Regions from separate parts of the Homo sapiens genome. Here region 2 is linked to region 1. A link is an interaction called in ENCODE POLR2A ChIA-PET data of the cell type or tissue named here. Cell type or tissue: Panc1. All regions are shown on one strand. Each heading gives the region's core, and the rest is flanking DNA. Links, peaks and the distances in the headings are about the cores only.

Region 1 (5,387 bases), core at 333-5,332:
TGACCTCAGGTGATCTGCCCTCCTTGGCCTCCCAAAGTGCTGGGATTACAGGCGTGAGCCACCACATCTGGCCACCTGTCTTAGTTTTTTTTTTTTTTTTTTTTTTTTTTTTTAACTGTAATTGAGATGTATAATACATTCGAGAAGGAGAATGAGTTCATTTGAACACAATCAAATTAAGTCTTTAATGGTTTTAGGTACTGTACAGTAGTCCCCCATTATCTTTGGGGGATATCTTCCAGGATCCCCAGTGGATGCCTGAAACCTTGTATAGTACTAAACCTTATATATACTGTGTTTTTTTAATACATACACACCTATGATAAACTTTAGTTTATAAATTAGGAACAGTAAAGATGAACAACAGTAATAATAAAGTAGAACAATTATAACAATATACCAGCAGCACTACTCTTGTACTTCGTTTGGGGTCATTAACTAAAATGAGAATATAAGCATTGCATTACTGCGACAGTTCATCTGGTAACTGAGACAGCTACTAAGTGACAAACAGCTGGATAGTCTCAGGGGTGTCCAATCTTTTGGCTTCCCTGGGCCACTTGGAAGAAGAATTGTCTTGGGTCACACATAAAATACACTTACGATAGCTGATGAGCTAAAAATAAATAATGAAAAGGTCTGTGTATAAATCTTATCATGTTTTAAGAAAGTTTACAAACTTGTGTTGGACCGCATTCAAAGCTGTCCTGGGCCACACGTGTCCCTGGGCCATGGGTTGGACAAGCTTGGGGTATACAGTATGGATATGCTGCACAAAGGGTTGATTCACAACCTTTAGGCAGGACAGTATGAGATTTTATCACTTTACCCAGAACAGCATGCAATTTACAACTTAGGAATTGTTCATTTGAATTTTCCATTTAATATTTTCAGACTACGATTGACCACAGGTATTTGAAACTGCAGATAAAAGGGGGAAATACTGTATATGCAAAATTCAGTCCTGTTTACAGAGTTGATCAGGTTTATGAAGTTTCCCGTGAAACCCCAAAACTGGCACCTCATGTTATTGGGTTTAATAATACAGTAAAATCAAGTCCTACCTCCATTTCTGGATCCTATGTAGCATCCCAGAGGCTGTGTGCACAAATTTATGACGTTACCATTGTCGTGGTGTACCTTTAGAAGCGTCTGTTGGTGGAGAATTAGTGTGGAATTTTGACAGATACAATCAACACAAGCTTAGAAAGGCAACTTTAAAGATGAGCAGTTGGATGACACTGGAAGAGCAAAGTTCAGAGCAGCCTTAATATCTGCTGAAGTCATTTTTATTAAGGCTTGAATTCTAGATCTTTGTGATTTTTCTGGAACAGTATTTTTCAAATTGTAGGGGTGACCAAAATTTAGCGGTTCTTGACCAGCATTTAAAAAAAGAAGAAATAGAATGCATCTCATATGTTTAGTAAATTTTGTTCGTTTTACTTAAATTGTATATGGGTGTATCGTGATGTAAAATGTATTATACTGTGAATAACTCTATTTACTGTATAACTTAATAACAGTAAAAAAAAAATGCTGAAATTACTCTGTTTTAGAAGAAGGAATATATCTCATCAACTGGAACTTGGCACATCTTGCCTGTAGGTCCTTGGGAGCTTTAGGGATAGTTGTTTTCAGACAACTACTAACCTTTCTATACATTGTTCTGTTTTAAATAAATAAATGTATATATATATATTGGTATATATGTGTATATTTTTCCCCTCTAAAAATTTCAGTTTACATTTAAACCTTTTAATGTACTACTCATATTTTAACAGACTAGATTAAATAACACAGCCCCAAATCTAGAAATTCAGAGAGTCCTTAGAAATTAGGATATATAAAACAAAGAGGTGTGTCAACTTGAAGAACTCTTCCCCACTTAGAAACCTGCCAACTACTGTTAAGTCAGCCCTTAAAGGCACACCGGTCGAGGATCTGGAGTTGTAGTGCTTTCAAGAAAAAGAAAATTACTGAGCAGATAGTTCAGTTGAGCAAAAAGCCTCACTCAGCCTGGGCTTGGTTTGATATTTTTGCTTGTACATTGTCTATGCCTTTTACTTCACCCTTCTACCTTTCTGTAAGTAAAGAGCAAAGCTCAACTTAATAAAATTTCCAGGGCTGTTAACACATTTGTGGAGGTTTACCACCAATACTTAAGATATGTGCTAATTTAGTTTTGTCACTTAATAGAGAACGTAACTCTTTGTCTCCATGTACTAAATAATTTATCATTCCTTTAAGGAGCTCTTATTTGAAAATTATGTGCTTTTGGTCCTCCAAAAGCACATTGTTTTCCTTGAAATGTTTTATATAGTTAATGAGTTTGTTATTTGTTTTACTTTATCGATATAATTATAAATGTTGCTAAATATTTCTTTTTTGTTTGTTTGTTTTGAGACAGAGTCTTGCTCTGTTGCCCAGGCTGGAGTGCAGTGGCGCGATCTCAGCTCAATGCAACCTCTGCCTCCCAGGTTCAAGTAATTCTCCTGCCTCAGCCTCCCGAGTAGCTAGGATTACAGGTGCACGCCACCATGCCCCCATGCCTGGCTAATTTTTTTTTCTATTTTTGGTAGAGATGGGGTTTCATCATGTTGGCCAGGCTGGTCTCGAACTCCTGACCTCATGATCCACCCACCTCGGCCTCCCAAAGTGCTGGGATTACAGGCGTGAGCCACCCTGCCTGGCCTCTCTTTTGTTGTTTCTGCTTACTTATTTTTTGATATGGAGTCTTGCTCTCTTGACCAGGTGGGAGTGATGTGATCATGGTTTACTGCAGCTTCAATCTCCTGGGCTCAAGTGGTTCTCCTGTGCCTCAGTCACCCTAGTAGCTGGGAAGTGCACTGCCAAGCCTGGCTATTTTTTTTTTTTTTTTTTAAGAGAGAGAGTCTCACTATGTTGCCCAGGCTGGCCTCAAGCAGTCCTCCCAGGGTGGCCTCCCAAAATATTGGGATTTATAAGCATGAGCCACTGTGCCTGGCCTAAATATGTCTTATAGGAAATAAGCTATCTGGTCTGTTTGTAACAAAAAATTAAGGAATATTAAATGTCCCAAATACACTTTTTGCCTTTAGATATATTTCTTTTTTCTTTCTTTTTTTTTTTTTTTTTTTTTTGAGATGGAGTCTGGCTCTGTTGCCCATGCTGGAGTGCAGTGGCACGATCTCGGCTCACTGGAACCTCCACCTCCCAGGTTCAAGCGATTCTCTTGCCTCAGCCTCCCAAGTAGCTGGGACTACAGGCACGTGCCACCACACTCAGCTAATTTTTTGTAGTTTTAGTAGAGTTGGAGTTTCACCATGTTAGCCAGGATGGTCTCGATCTCCTGACCTCGTGATCCTCCCACCTCGGCCTCCCAAAGTGCTGGGATTACAGGCGTTAGATATATTTCTAAAGTTGGTTATCAGAGTTAATAGATCTATTGTTTTTGGTGTTGATAATTTTGGAATATTCAAAAGTATTTGTTGTGAGGTAGTCGTTTCTGAGTGTGCCAATTACTTTTTTTTGATAAAGCGTGTGGTAATAAAGATTTATACTATAAGATTAATCACCCACCTCATTTTTTCCTTTAGTCGATGACCAGCTGACCATTAACATAGATGAAGGTGGATGGGCTTGTCTGGTGTGCAAAGAGAAGCTCATTATTTGGAAGATTGCTCTGTCACCTATTACTAAGGTAATGGCTCTTTAGAGAGCTGGAACAAGATAGAGGAGAGGAATGCCAATTGACTTTTCATTTTTACCCTAATTTTTTTACAGTTGGAGGATAGTCAATAGGAAACTACTTAGGCATTAAGAGTTTGCATTTTCATAGTGATGTGAAATAATGAGCATGCATACACATTTGTGTATTGGGAAAAAAGTTTCCCCCTTTTGAAGATCTGTGTTGTTTACATTTAATAAAATTAGAGTCATTGATATTTCCAATGAATATAATGCTAATCCGTCTGCCTAATGAAGTATCAGACTAAATGCTATCCACATAAGCAAATGAACTTTGAGTTTGCGTATTTCTGAGAAGACAGAACTATGTTTTGTTGAACCTACTGAATGATGCTTAATAAAATAAGAAAATATGATACCAGTTGCTAGTTAAACTTTTCACTTGTCCACTTCCAACAGTGGGTTATCATTTGCATGTCTAGTAACGTATCCTCAGCAACCTTTTTCTGTTTGTTACAGCTTAGATACACTACTCTCTTCTACCAGTCATTACTTCCTTGGCCATGTTCCGTTGGAACTCAGGGCTCCTGCTTACCTCAATTCTTCACTTCTGCTGAACTCTGTGTTACTGCTGCCTAGAAAAGGGTGTATGTGGTTAGGAGTAATAGGTGAGGGTGAATTCCTGGGGGACATACTGAGTTAGCTGCGGGATCCTGATATTTGGCTGAGAGTCTAAGAAATTGTTTCCTAGGTAACTTGGTATAATTACTCTTTGGTCATGCTAATTTTAAATGTCAGATGAACAAATCAAGAGTAAATTGGGAAAGTTCCATAGGAAGCCTAAGCACTCATCTTAACCTTACTTAGTCTTCTCTTAACTGGACTTTTCTAGCCCAGGAAGAGGTTAGGATAGTTGTTCTTCAGAGTTTGGTCTACCTTTAAGTTTTCATGATTCAATACTCTTAAGATACTTTGTTTTAAAATTACTGAAAGCCTGATTAAAAGGAGATGTGAGAAGAAAGAATATTTGTAGAATGGTGTTTCCAGCAGTGAGTCAGAATCTAAAATATGCAGAGAAGGGAAATCAGATGCATCTTCAAAATACTGGATTTGATGTGAAAGATTTTCTGTTTGGGTTTGTTCTACAGTTATCCGTTTGCAAAGAACTTCAGCTGCCACCTAGTGATTTCCACTGGAGTGCCGACTTAGTGGCTCTTTCTTACTCTTCTCCCTCAGGTGAAGCACATTCTACTCAGGTAGGTGACTTAAAAGCTTATTTAAATAAACTTTTTACAACAAGGACATCCTAAAGTTAGAGGAATCATCCTCTTTGATTTTGAGATATAACTATAAACCTATAGAAATCAAGATATTGTGGTATTGGCAAAGAGAGCTACACACATAGGTCAGTGTAACAGAATAGAGAATACAGTTATAGATCCACATAAAGGCACCCATTTGGTCTTTGATGAAGGTGCAAAAGCAATTCAGAAAGGATGGTTTTTGACGATGATTTTTCTCTGTATCAATGCATAGTGTAGGAACATTTGTAATTTTAAAATTACAAATGACCAATTTGTATTGTATTGTATTGAATTTTCCCTTAAACCTCATACCTTGTTACAAAGATTAATTTGAAATGGGTCATAGATCTAAATGTAAAACAGTAAAACTTTTAGAAGAAAACAGAAGAAAATCATCATGACCTGAGATTAGACAGA
Region 2 (5,387 bases), core at 75-5,074, 110 kb after region 1:
GGTCCTGGGTACTTGGAAGGCTGAGGTGGGAGGATTGCCTGTTCCCAGGAGGTTGAGGCTGCAGTGAGCCATGATGGCGCTGCTGCACTCCAGCCTGGGTGACAGAGTAGACGCTGTCTCACAAAACAAGAAAAAAGAGAAAGGGATCAATGTTTTTGGATTATGCATATTGCTTTCAGCTATTTAATTAGTATTTGGAGGTATTTAGGTACATGAAGAGAAGGAGGTATGTTAGAAATTTGGTAGCGAGAACAAAGAAAGTAGCCCAGCTGGCTTAAGCAAAGAGGGGTGGGTGGGAGCCATGGTGAGGGTGCGGGCAGCCAGCCTCCAGGGCTGGCCTGGGTGCCGCTCCCCACCGCTGCTTTCTCTTGGCGCATCTGCTCTGTTCCTCCCTTCATGCCGGCGGTTTCCTGGGCTCCCCGGCCTCCCTTAGGGAATGGGCACCCCTCAGCTCCAAATTCACTTCCAGGTCCAGTCATATGCAGAGCTCAGCTGTCTCTCAGTTCTAGTTGACGATTCCAGGAATAAGAAAATCTAGCTGGAATCAAGATTCTGTCCCCGATCCAGTAAGCAATGGCTGGTCAAGGGGGTTCCCCAGCATAACGTGGCCTATGGGAGTTTGCTGTCACAGATAGAAGGAAGAGAAGAGAAAAGCTCTCAAAGAAGAGAGTCACTGGCCTGTGGGTGGGCAGACACACCCAACAGATAACCCTCAAAAGAATGGGTAGAACAGAAAGTTCAGCAATCCAAAGCCAAGAGACGCCACAACCTACCCACCCTGCCCACTGCTGGATTCCTCTTCACCTGTACTGGGATGAGTGGAGTCTGTGAAGTCTTTGGTGGATGCATAGACATTAAAACACGAATGGACTTCAGTCTGCTCAGGGGCATCTGCGTGTGTCATGAGACAAAGGGTTTGAAGGGCTCGAATTGGTGCCTGTATTCAATGGCCGAGGCTGCCGTAAGAAAGCACCACAGACTGAGCGCTCTAACAACAGAAATGTATTGTCTCAGTTCTGGAGGCTGGAAGTCCGAGATGGAGGTGTCAGCAGGGTTGGTTTCTTTTGAGGCCTCTCTCCTTGACTTGCAGGTGGGCTTTTTCATCTTCACAGGACATTCTCCTTCTATGGATGACTGTCTCCAAATTTCCCCTTTTTATAAGGACACAGGACATATTGGATTCAAGCCCACCCTAAATTAGACCAACCTCATTTTAACTCCATTACCTCTGTAAAAACCCTAACTCCTAATAAGGTCACACCGTGAGATACGGAGGATTGGGGTTTCAACATGTGAACTTCAAGGGAGCACAATTCAACCCGTAACAGTTCCCCTCTGAGTCCCCCTCCAAATTAAGTGGAGGCAAGCGGACCAGATAACACAAACAAGGGTAGTATCCCCATTGGCCTGACACTCAGAATGAGCCCAAAATCTGTTCCTGAATGTTCCATGAGTGCCAGGGAGCTAAAGTCAACCTAGCTCAATGTCTGTATTTTGGAATGGGTGAAATAGATGCTCCACAACTATGTGTTCAGTGAATGAGTGAAAAAGGCAAGCAACTTCTCAGAGGCTCCAGGAGCCACGGGGCAGAAACTAGGATCAAAGTTGGGTCTTCTTGGCAGAACAGGTCCCTGAGTCCCTGCCTGGAAAATTTTTCTCTCCTCTGAAAGTGGTGGGAAGACAGGCTAAGCATGAGCCCTTCCAAAACTCTGTGTGTATGTTCATGTACGTGTGTGCAGGTGTATGTGTGTGATCCTTTTGCCTTGGGTCTTTTTGTGAGATTTCAATACCCTTATTATTCTCAGGTAAGGCAGGTGCTTGCAAATAAAGACGCTGATATGGGTTTTAGGAGCCTGGTTTCGAAGTCAAAACGAGCATACACGCACTCTGCTGTCTCTGAGTTCAGCCTCTTTAATATGAGAGTCATAGGGTGGAAAGGAAGTCCCAAGAATAGTGATCATTCTAGATATTCTTCTGCTTCAGTAAGATCAACAGATGTAATGACTCATATGTCTCAGATTGTGTTCAGGGAATAAGAAAAAATCTCAAAGAACCAGCATTTAGCAACCTTGGTATGACGTTCTCAACTTCTCTAATGCAAAATGACAGATGTCACTTTTGTTTAAGTCACTTTTCCATATGGTCCCATGAACTTCCTGATATGAGTAGAAGAAAAAGTGTCCTCTTAGGAGTGGCACTGATTTTGATTATGTATTTGAATGGGCTGAAATGATATTGCAATGAGAAAAGAAATGGATAAAAATGTAAACAAATGATTCATCATGTTGGAAATCGGCACATGGCTCAGCCATTATTACAATGTGTGTGCAGATCATTTTCCACAGACAGGGATTAAAAAACACTTTGTGCCTTTATAGAAAACAAAAATAATACTGCCACTCTGTCTAGCTTGGGTTCCCAAAGAAGAAAATCTTGAGCATTTCCTGTAAGCCTGGACTCCTGAGCAGAAACAACCTCATCTCCGACTTTTGCAGGGTTGATGTTGGAGGAAATAACACAGCATTGTGCATGGTAATTATGAGAGGAGTTGGTGTTTTTCCACCATGAAAAGGTGGGTATAAACATGGTGATCTTGTGGGCTTTAGAAATAAAGTGTTAAGGCCACGCCTTTAATCCCAGCACTTTGGGAGGCTGAGGCAGGTGGATCACGAGGTCAGGAGATCAAGACCATCCTGGCCAAGATGGTGAGCCCCCATCTCTACTAAAAATACAAAAATTAGCCAGGAGTGGCGGCCGTAGTCCCAGCTACTTGGGAGGCTGAGGCAGGAGAATTGCCTGAACCCAGGAGGCGAAGGCTGCAGTGAGCCAAGATCACGACATTGTACTCCGGCCTGGGCAACAGAGTGAGACTCCGTCTCAAAAAAAACAAAACAAAACAAAAACCAAAAAATGTTAACTACTTGCTCGACTTTTTGTTGGATGAGCTAGTCTTACTGAAGCCTAGCTTCCTTCCCCTTTTATATCCACAAACTTTTTTCCTTTTGAAAGACTTTGTCTCTGAATATTCCCTTGACAGATAAAATAAATGTTATGAACTGAATAGTCATATTCCTTCCAAATTCGTATGCTGAAGCCTGAATCCCTAAGGGGATGGTATTAGGAGGTGAGACCTTTGGGAGGTAATTAGGTCGTGAAAGTAGAGCCTTCATGATGTGATTAGTGTCTTTCTAGAAGAAGCAGCAGGCCAGGTGCAGTGGTTTAACTTCTTGGTCTGCCTCTCCATCTGCTCAGATATCTCCAACCAGCTACTGTCACTGTCCTGGTTGAGCAGAAGAACATAAACCAGGGCCAGGTGTGGTGGCTCATGCCTGTAATCCCAGCACTTTGGGAGGCTGAGGCGGGGGCATTACTTGAGGTCAAGAATTCAAGACCAGTCTTGGCAACATAGTGAGACCCTGTCTCCCCAAATAGTTTTTAAAAAATAGCTGGGTGTGGTGGTGCGTGCCTGTAGTTCCTGCTACTTGGGAAGCTGAGGTGAGAGGATCACTGGAGCCCAGGTGTTTGAGGCTGCAGTGAGCTATGTTTGTACCACTTCAGGCTGGGCCACAGAGTGAGACCCCAAATTGAAATAAATAAACAAAGAAGAAATGAGAGAGCTTGCTCTCTCTCAAACATGTGAGGATACAATGAGAAGATGGCCATCTGCAAACCAGGAAGTGACCTTCTCCAGACACCAGATCTGTTCGTGCCTTGATCTTGGCCTCCAGAACTGTGAGAAATAAATGTCTGTTGTTTGGAGCCACCCAATCTGCTGTGTTTTGTTATGGAAGCCTGAATAGATGAAGACAACTACCATTCCCATTTCTCCGAGCTCCTTAAAGAAGGAATTCCTCCTCACCCCTAAAATTTGCTGTTACATTCCAGGACAGAGCTATTTTCAACTAAATGTGTAACAAATACCCATTTATGACAGTACAATAGGAGGTCACGTTCATGACCTAGCTGCAATGCCTCTTTTTTTTTTTTTTTTTTTTTTTTTTTGAGACAGAGTTTCACTGTTGATGCCCAGGCTGGAGTGCAATGACACCATCTTGGCTCACTGCAACCTCCGCCTCCCAGGTTCAAGTGATTCTCCTGCTTCAGCCTCCCCAGTAGCTGGGACTACAGGAATGCACCACCTATGCCTGGCTAATTTTTGTATTAGTAGAGACGGGGTTTCACCATGTTGACCAGGCTGGTCTCGAACTCCTGACCTCAGATGATCCGCCTGCCTTGGCCTCCCAAAGTGTTGGGATTATAGGCAGGAGCCACTGCTCCCGGCCTGCAATACCTTTTTTTATGAGCTGCAGGATGTTGTACTGTAGGGTTCATGATTATTTCTTATAAAATTATCGTATGTCTTTATTCATAAGGTGCAAATCCTTGCAAGAGGCTGCAATGCTTTTTTTTCTTTGTTTATTTCTTTATACATTGTCTCATTCCAGGAAAGATTTATAATAGTTTATACAAGATTATAGAAGATAAAATAAAAATAAGTAATTGAAGAAACTGGGACCTAAGACTGGAAAGCTAAGATACCTCTAGGAGTGGATTAGTAGTACACAGGCTGGTGCAGAGTGAACCGTAAATTTCATTCAGAGATTATTAACAGCTATGCTGGGAGGGACATATGAGTAGTTTTATGACTGATTAATCTGTGTGTGTGTGTGTGTGTGTGTGTGTGTGTGTGTGTGTGTGTCTGAGAGAGAGAGAGAGAGATGGAGTTTCCCTCTTGTTGCCCAGGCTGGAGTGCAATGGCATGATCTCAGTTAACCACAACCTCCGCCTCCTGGATTCAAACGACTCCCCTGCCTCAGCCTCCCGAGTAGCTGGGATTATAGGCAGCCGCCACAGGCCTCGCTAATTTTTGTATTTTTAGTAGAGACAGAGTTTCGCCATGTCGACGAGGCTGGTCTTGAACTCCTGACTTCAGGTGATCCAACCTGCCTTGGCCTCCCAAAGTGCTAGGATTTGAGGCATGAGCCGCTGCACCCGGCCAATCATGTCTTTCTATTTTGATGCTTAGATATTTTGGGAGCCTTACTGACCCTGGAAGACTGTTCCTCCCAGGGTTGGCCAGTTCCCAGAGATAGTAAAGGACTAGGACTCCGAGCATGCCCTTCAGAAGCAAACCAACCGCTCCAGAGCCCACAGCCCCAGCCACCTTCTCTATGGGGCTGTCATATCTGGACCACTATCCCTTACCCAAATCACCACAGGGCCGGCTACCAAACAACTGGGAACAGTTTCTATGTCCCAGAGCCTGCTGAAATAATAGATACCAGCCAAGCCCAAGCCTGCATGTGTTGCCTTCCCTTCCCTAGATACCACAATCAAGGCTCTTCCCCACAGTTCTCCCCTCCTCCTGCCTCCTGACCCACGCTGGT

The links. ChIA-PET counts read pairs that join two places held together with the same protein. Peaks named below come from ENCODE experiments on the same cell type or tissue, not always from the same donor. Only the 100,000 strongest peaks of a DNase experiment are listed, where the experiment ranks them.
Region 2: POLR2A ChIA-PET joins it to region 1 with 11 read pairs; 4 of 35 experiments call an interaction of 5 or more read pairs at or near these places.

Annotation. Positions count from the first base shown.
Region 1 is chr1:229,500,291-229,505,677 of GRCh38, reverse strand. It overlaps NUP133 (nucleoporin 133), which reads left to right. Exons shown (of 26, transcript NM_018230.3): 3 at 3,576-3,679; 4 at 4,815-4,922. Among named protein-coding and RNA genes, the nearest start is that of NUP133, 5.4 kb to the left of the region's middle. In Panc1, for the core only: a CTCF peak has its summit at 4,889 (motif pointing left); no DNase peak of the experiment used is centred there.
Region 2 is chr1:229,386,002-229,391,388 of GRCh38, reverse strand. No RefSeq gene overlaps it. Among named protein-coding and RNA genes, the nearest start is that of ACTA1, 45 kb to the left of the region's middle. In Panc1, for the core only: no CTCF peak of the experiment used is centred there; DNase peaks (open chromatin) are centred at 2,014 and 2,198.